2 separate regions of the Homo sapiens genome follow, and region 1 is linked to region 2. Evidence: read pairs that join two places in POLR2A ChIA-PET (ENCODE). Cell type or tissue: Panc1. All regions are shown on one strand.

Region 1 (4,000 bases), 390 kb before region 2:
TTTTTTCAGCCAAGCATGGTCGCTCATACCAGTAATCCCAGCACTTTGGGAAGTGGAGACAGAGGAATCACTTTAGCCCAGGAGTTCGAGACCAGCCTGGGCAACATAGTGAGACCCCCTATCTCTACAAAATATGTTTTAAAATTAGCCAGCCATGGTGATACGTGCCTGTAGTCCTAGCTACTCTGGAGACTGAAGCAGGAGGATCACTTGAGCCCCGGAGTTCAAGGCTTCAGTGAGCTATGATTGCACCACTGCAGTCTAGCCTGGGCGGCACACTGAGACCCTGTCTCTAAAAGAAAAAAAGGAAAAAAGTTTTCTTTTTTAAAATTCTGTTCTCCTTCCCAAAATATTTAACATTTTATTTTAGAAGAAAACATCTTTGTTGGTTCTGATTATAAAAATAATTCACTCATTATAAAAAAAATAGAAAGATAGATTATTACTATTCTGGATGCGTTCCAGATTTCTTCCCGTGCACACATATATGTGCAGTGTTTGATAAATAAGATCATATCATACATGCTGTTTTATAGTTTGCCTTTTTCGTAGACTATATCCTAGACAGCTCTCCATGTCAGTGAACCTAGATATATTATTTATAATAACTGAATTATAAACCATTGTCTGAATATTTAGGTAGAATTCAATTTCTCAGCATTACAAAAATGCCATGCTAAGTATCCTTATTACATGCCTTTCTGTTCATACAAATGATAAATTTCTGGAACTGAAATTGCTGGGACAAAGGGTATCAGGGTACACAGCTTTACATGATGCTATGTACTACCAAATGGACCCCCAAGAAAGACAGTTTAAGTGGCATGTCATTGTCTTCCCAAGTCTGTTCCTAATGCAGTCCCACATGTTCAGTAAAACATCAAGACACATCAGTTGGGCCAGGCACGGTGGCTCGCACTTGTAATCCCAGCACTTTGGGAGGTCGAGGCAGGTGGATCACTTGAGTTGAGGAGTTCGAGATCAACCTGGCCAACCTGGTGAAACCCCCATCTCTACAAAAATAAGCCAGGCCTGGTGGTGCATGCCTGTAGTCCCAGCTACTAAGGAGGCTGAGGTGGGAGAATCGCTTGAACCCAGGAGGCAGAGGTTGCATTGGGCCTAGATCATGCCACTGCACTCCAGCCTGGGCGTCAGAGTGAGACCCTGTCTCAAAAAAAAAAAAAAAAAGACACATCGGTTGGTAGCTGTAGCCTGCCAGGTCTGCTACTTTATCATATCCTCTTAATGGCTTTTCAGGGAGACTTGCAGCTCCTCTGCTGAAACGTTTAAGCCTCTCCACATCCAAATTGAACAGCCTGGCCATCGGTCTGCGACAGATCGCAGCCTCCTCCCAGGACAGCGTGGGACGTGTTTTGCGCCGCACCCGAATCGCCAAAAACTTGGAACTGGAACAAGTGACTGTCCCAATTGGAGTTCTGCTGGTGATCTTTGAATCTCGTCCTGACTGTCTACCCCAGGTGTGTATATACCCCGGGAGAATAAATACCCTGCCATTGGGGGCTGGTGTGGATATTGGAGGAAGAATATATTTTCTTTTCTTTTTTTTTTTTTTTAATTTAAGTTCTAGGGTACATGTGCACAACGTGCAGGTTTGTTACATAGGTATACATGTGCCATATTGGTTTGCTGCACCCATCAACTCGTCATTTACATTAGTTATTTCTCCTAATGCTATCCCTCCCCCAGTCCCCCACCCCCCGACAGGCCCCAGTGTGTGATGTTCCCCACCCTGTGTCCAAGTGTTCTCATTGTTCAGTTCCCACCTACGAGTGAGAACATGCATTGTTTGGTTTTCTGTGCTTGTGAGAGTTTGCTGAGATTCTCTCAAGAGAATCATGCAGCTTCATCCATGTCCCTGCAAAGGACATGAACTTACCCTTTTTTATGGCTGCATAGTATTCCATGGTGTATATGTGCCACGTTTTCTTAATCCAGTCTATCATTGATGGACGTTTGGGTTGGTTCCAAGTCTTTGCTATTGTGAATAGTGCCACAATAAACATACGTGTGCATGTGTCTTTACAGTAGCATGATTTATAATCCTTTGGGTATATACCCAGTAATGGGATGGCTGGGTCAAATCGTATTTCTAGTTCTAGATCCTTGAGGAATTGCCACACTGTCTTCCACAATGGTTGAACTAGTTTACACTCCCACCAACAGTGTAAAAGTGTTCCTGTTTCTCCACATCCTCTCCAGCATCTTGTTTCCTGACTTTTTAATGAATGCCATTCTAACAGGCATGAGATGGTATCTCATTGTGGTTTTGATTTGCATTTCTCTGATGACCAGTGACGATGAACATTTTTTCATGTGTCTGTTGGCTGCATAAATGTCTTCTTTTGAGAAGTGTCTGTTCATATCCTTTGCACACTTTTTGATGGGGTTGTTTTTTTCTCGTAAATTTGTTTGAGTTATTTGAAGATTCTGGATATTAGCCCTTTGTCAAATAGGTAGATTGCAAAAATTTTCTCCATTCTGTAGGTTGCCTGTTCACTCTCATGGTAGTTTCTTTTGCCATGCAGAAGCTCTTTAGTTTAATTAGATCCCATTTGTCTATTTTGGCTTTTGCTGTCATTGCTTTTGGTGTTTTAGTCATGAAGTCCTTGCCCATGCCTATGTCCTGAATGATATTGCCTAGGTTTTCTTCTAGGGTTTTTATGGTTTTAGGTCTAACATTTAAGTTTTTAATCCATCTTGAATTAATTTTTGTATAAGGTGTAAGGAAGGGATCCAGTTTCAGCTCTCTACATATGGCTAGCCAGTTTTCCCAGCACCATTTATTAAATAGGGAATCCTTTCCCCATTTCTTGTTTTTGTCAGGTTTGTCAAAAATCAGATGGTTGTAGATGTGTGGTGTTATTTCTTAGGCCTCTGTTCTGTTCCATTGGTCTATCTCTCTGTTTTGGTACCAGTACCATGCTGTTTTGGTTACTGTAGCCTTGTAGTGTAGTTTGAAGTCAGGTAGCATGATGCCTCCAGCTTTGTTCTTTTTGCTTAGGATTGTCTTGGCAATGCGGGCTCTTTTTTGGTTCTGTATGAACTTTAAAGTAGTTTTTCCAATTCTGTGAAGAAAGTCATTGGTAGCTTGATGGGGATGGCATCGAATCTATAAATTACCTTGGGCAGTATGGCCATTTTCATGATATTGATTCTTCCTATCCATGAGCATGGAATGTTCTTCCATTTGTTTGTGTCCTCTTTTATTTCGTGGAGCAGTGGTTTGTAGTTCTCCTTGAAGAGGTCCTTCACATTCCTTGTAAGTTGGATTCCTAGGTATTTTATTCTCTTTGTAGCAATTGTGAATGGGAGTTCACTCATGATTTGGCTGTTTGTCTGTTACTGATGTATAGGAATGCTTGTGATTTTTGCACATTGATTTTGTATCCTGAAGAATATATTTTCAATACTGGAGATAGGTTTCCCAAAGACAATTGTGTGTGTGTGAAGGTCTTTTAACCAAAAAAAAGATAATTTTTGAGACTTTATTCTCAGGTTGTTCTTGAGGTAATATACGTTCTTGATTCCTCCAGTATCCTAAAGTAGTTGTTCATATGTCCATTTTAGACCTGGAGAAACTGAACCTCATAGAAGGTAATATTCCTGTCACACCTGTAAGGTGCAACTGGGACTGGAACCCAAATCAACCTACCATACCACAGTGCAGGAGCAAATTTCCAAATATCTTAGCCTGTGGTTCACTTTGTTCTCTGACCACAAGTCTCTGTTAGCCTGCTGCTGTCATTCATGAATAACTGGCTTGGCCCATGTGAAAAGGACCCCTTTATTGTCAGTATCACTGATGGCTTCCTATAAGTACATCTGTTAGGAAAAAGAACTTTCAGTAGTTAATGGAAATTAGAATGCAACTGTCGGCCAGGCACAGTGGCTGACACCTGTAATCCCAGCACTTTGGGAGGCCCAGGCAGGTGAATCACGAGGTCAAGAGATTGAGACCATCCTGGCCAACATGGTGAAA
Region 2 (4,000 bases):
CAGGGGAGACTGAGAAAAATAAGTCAGGATCCCCACTCTCCAGGGGATCTCACATAGAAAACTCAACAAACACGGAGAACTTTCCTTGGTCATTTCTCTTAACTTCAGCTTTTTTTTTTTTGTCCCAGCTAGAAACAAGAGTAATGATGGCACTTCACTCAGAGGTTTGTCCTGAGGCTTAAATGAGGCAACATGGACACAGCATTTTAGCACAAGGCCAGGTACAGTATGTGTAAGGAGTGTTGGCTGCTATTTTCTCAGGCTCATCATCCATCAGATGCAATCACTGTTCCCTGTCTTTGAATTGTGCCTTTAATTTTCATACCGCCCCTGACCAAAATTCCATCAGAAAAAGGTGGCTTCAGCTAAAGGTTCTTACACCAGAAGCACAATTAGAGTGATTGGTGAAAATTTCCCTTTGCATGAGATTGGCCCATTTTGCAGGATCGTTCCATGGAGTGTTCACAGATTCTTTTTTTTTTTTTAATTGAAACAGTCTCACTCTGTCACGCAAGTTGGAATGCAGTGGTGTGATGTCGGCTCACTGCCAACATCTGCCACCCAGGTTCAAGTGATTCTCGTGTCTCAGCCTCCCCAGTAGCTGGGATTACAGGCGCCGATCACCAAGCCCGGCTAATTTTTTTTGTATTTTTAGTAGAGATGGGGTTTTGCCATGTTGGCCAGGCTGCTCTCAAACTCCTGACCTCAGGTGATCCGCCTGCCTTGGCCTCCCAAAGTGCTGGGATTACAGGCATGAGCCACCGCGCCCGGCCAGATTCTAACAGCATTTGACTCATTGCCATAGAGACCACGTCACCAATGTGTCCAGATTCTTAGATCTAATGGACAACCTGCTTGTTAGAGTTCTAATAAACTTTGGTGAAAAGCTGTGTAAGCAGCTCATTCTCAAACAGCACAATAATCCCAGTAGGTATGTGAGATATCTGGGTCTCTTCTTTGGAATCTGTCTTATGGGTGAGAACATGATTTTAAAGTCTCAGTGTATTGAAGTTGTGTTATCAGTCTGGAAATATTCAGCATTATTCTCTCACAGAAATTATTAAAATATTTAAAACGTTTTACCTAGGCTTTAACTCAAAAACTCCACGAGAGATACTCAAAGAGGCATTTAAAGAGTTAACAAGGATACTCATTGAAGAAATATTTACAATATAAAACATTGGAAGTAACCAAAATTTTCAACAATAGCAGGTATGTTAAATAGATCATGATAGTTCTCCTTGATAAGATTTTATAAAATTATTAAAAATGTTTTCATATAAGGGCTGGGTGCGGTGGCTGTTGGCATTTTGGGAGGCTGAGGCAGGTGGATCACTTGAAGTCAGGAGTTCCAGACCAACCTGGCCAACATGGTAAAACCCTGTTTCTACTAAAAATACAAAAATTAGCTAGGCGTGGTGGTGAGAGCTGGTAATCCCAGCTACTCATGAGGCTGAGGCAGTAGAATCGCTTGAACCCGGGAGGTGGAGGTTGCAGTGAGCCAAGATTGTGCCACTGCACTCCAGCCTGGGTGACTGAGTGAGACCCTGTTTCAAAAAAAAAAAAAAAAGTTGTCATATAAGATTTACTGATCCCTGAAAATCATAAGTAAAAAAACAGGCTTCACAAAAGCTGATAGAGTACAATCCCACTTTTATAAAACAAGACAAATAAATAGAAAAAGAATGAAGGATATATACACATCAAATGTTAATAGTGGCTAAGAATGGTGGCATTATGAGTTAATATGCTTTTCTTCTTTGGTCTTTTCTGTATTTCTGAAAGTTGTCTATATTGAACACAAGTGAGTTTTATTATCAGGAAAGGCTAAATAAATATTTTAAAAGTAGTTAAAAGAAAGCCTCTCTTTATAGATAAAATGGACTGCTCATCTTTATGGAATAATGCCACCTAATTAATGTATAAGAAATAGCAGTTTGAAAATCACCGTTCTGCACCCTCCATTTTATTTATTTGTTTTTGAGACAGGGTATTGCTCTGTTGCCCAGGCTGGAGCACAGTGGTGCCATCACACCCAGCTCACTACACTCTTGACGTCCTGCTCTCAGTTTATCCTCCCACCTCAGCCTCCTGAGTAGCTGGGACTACAGGTGCATGCCACCATGCCTGGCTAATTTTTGTATTTTTTTTTTGTAGAGATGGAGTTTTGCCATGTTGCCCAGGCTAGTCTTGAACCCCTGGGCTCAAGTGATCTGTCCATCTTAGCTTCCCAAAGTGTTGAGATTACAGGCATGAGCCACTGTGCCCAGCCACTCTTTATTTTAATAATTGTTTCCAAAAAGAAAAGAATCATCTATGGATGCTAAAATGATTGGGTGAAAGTTAATTGGAGAATAGGATATTTACAGAGTCTCAAATTGTTACACGGCAGATTATTACTAATTACAAAGAGGAAAATGTACCTTTACAATGGAAATGGCACTCACCTCCTTAATCAAAAGATCAAAATGATCAGCATCCAAAATGAGACAACCTAATGTTTCCCCCCATAAGCAAATAAGAAATATACATCATCTACATAATAGTCTTGAGAAAGATGTTTATCCTGGATCTCATTATAAAGAAACAATATGTAAGCCTAGAAAGTGAGGCATTTTTTAACACAACCGTCCTCTATTCTTCAAAATGTCCACGTCACGAAAAACATGGTGGTGGAACAGTTATAGATAAAAACAACTAAAGAGATATGAGAACCAAATAAATGCATGAACTTTGATTGAATTCTGGATTTACAAAAGGTATAAAACACATCTGAGTACAATTGAGAAAGTCTAAGTATTGGCTAGATATTAGATAGTATTAAATAATTATTTTTAATTTTCATAGATGTGATGGTGCTGATGTTTAAGAAGAAAGTCCTTATTAGGAGGATGCTGCTGAAATATTTAAGGACAAAGTGTCATAATGTCTGCATTTACTCCCAAATGTCTCATCAAAAATGTGCAAATATGAAGTAAATGGGGCAAAATCTTAATAAGAAGTGAATGTAGGTGAGTGCTACTATTTAACATTTTTGGAGACTCAAAAATTTGCAAAATTAAAAATTGGGACAAAAGTATTTGGCAAATCATAAAGTACTCAACAATAATGGCACTACGATTAGTAGCAACAATGAAAGTATTTAGGAAAGAAGAAAATTTTCTTACCATGTGTGGACAGTACAGAGAAGCAGGTTGGTTTAGTTTTATGCGGATTGCAATATTTCCTTCTTCCCCTGGAGGCAGGAGATTTGAGTTTTCATCCACAATCTGAAATTAGATAATCACTAAAGGAATTTTCCTTACAAACCACTTGTGCTCTTCCTAAAACACCACAAGATCTAAACTTAAGCCTTTCTACCCCCATTTAAGATGCCAGGAAAGTGCTTGGTTGGTGTACTTAGATACTGGGCAACCTAAGAGGCAGTGTGGTTCAGTCGTCAGTGTGAGGGTGCCAGAGCTGGAAATATTTGGGTTTGCATGTCCACTCTGACACCTTCTGACTCTGAGATTCTTGGATACTTCTCTGTACCTCAGTTTCCTCATCTAGAAAATCAGAGATTTAAAGTGCACCTATTATACAGCTTTATTGTGAGGATGAAATAAGACAATACAGGTAAGGGCTCCATTGCCTGGTTAGTACAAAGTTTTAAGAAAGCCAGCATCTCAGAAAGGCCTTTCAAACAAGGACACTTAATTAGCCATCTTATGTATAAGAAAAGAAATATAAAGAACATGAAAATTTAAAAACAGATTTGGCAGTTTTATAACAGTCTAGGAGGTGGTGTTATTTTTTCCTATTAAGAATTAGAGGGCAGGTTAGGAATAAATAAAATACAGTTTGAAAATAATGAGTTATTGGCTGGGCGTGGTGGCTCACGCCTGTAATCCCAGCACTTTGGGAGGCCGAGGTGGGCAGATCACCTGAGGTCGGGAGTTCGAGACCAGCCTGACCAACATGGAGAAACCCTGTCTCTACTAAAAATACAAAATTAGCTGGG

What was found. ChIA-PET counts read pairs that join two places held together with the same protein. Peaks named below come from ENCODE experiments on the same cell type or tissue, not always from the same donor. Only the 100,000 strongest peaks of a DNase experiment are listed, where the experiment ranks them.
Region 1: POLR2A ChIA-PET joins it to region 2 with 5 read pairs; 2 of 35 experiments call an interaction of 5 or more read pairs at or near these places.

What each region holds. Positions count from the first base shown.
Region 1 is chr10:95,618,509-95,622,508 of GRCh38, reverse strand. It overlaps ALDH18A1 (aldehyde dehydrogenase 18 family member A1), which reads left to right. Exons shown (of 18, transcript NM_002860.4): 12 at 1,258-1,478. Among named protein-coding and RNA genes, the nearest start is that of ALDH18A1, 36 kb to the left of the region's middle. In Panc1, no CTCF peak of the experiment used is centred here; no DNase peak of the experiment used is centred here.
Region 2 is chr10:95,224,559-95,228,558 of GRCh38, reverse strand. ACSM6 (acyl-CoA synthetase medium chain family member 6) reads right to left here. Exons shown (of 11, transcript NM_207321.3): 10 at 3,168-3,269. It overlaps LOC107984257 (a long non-coding RNA gene), which reads left to right. Exons shown (of 10, transcript XR_007062253.1): 2 at 129-221; 3 at 2,848-3,011. Among named protein-coding and RNA genes, the nearest start is that of ACSM6, 32 kb to the right of the region's middle. RefSeq lists an enhancer at 423-1,164. In Panc1, a CTCF peak has its summit at 3,250; no DNase peak of the experiment used is centred here; H3K27ac peaks cover 2,811 bases.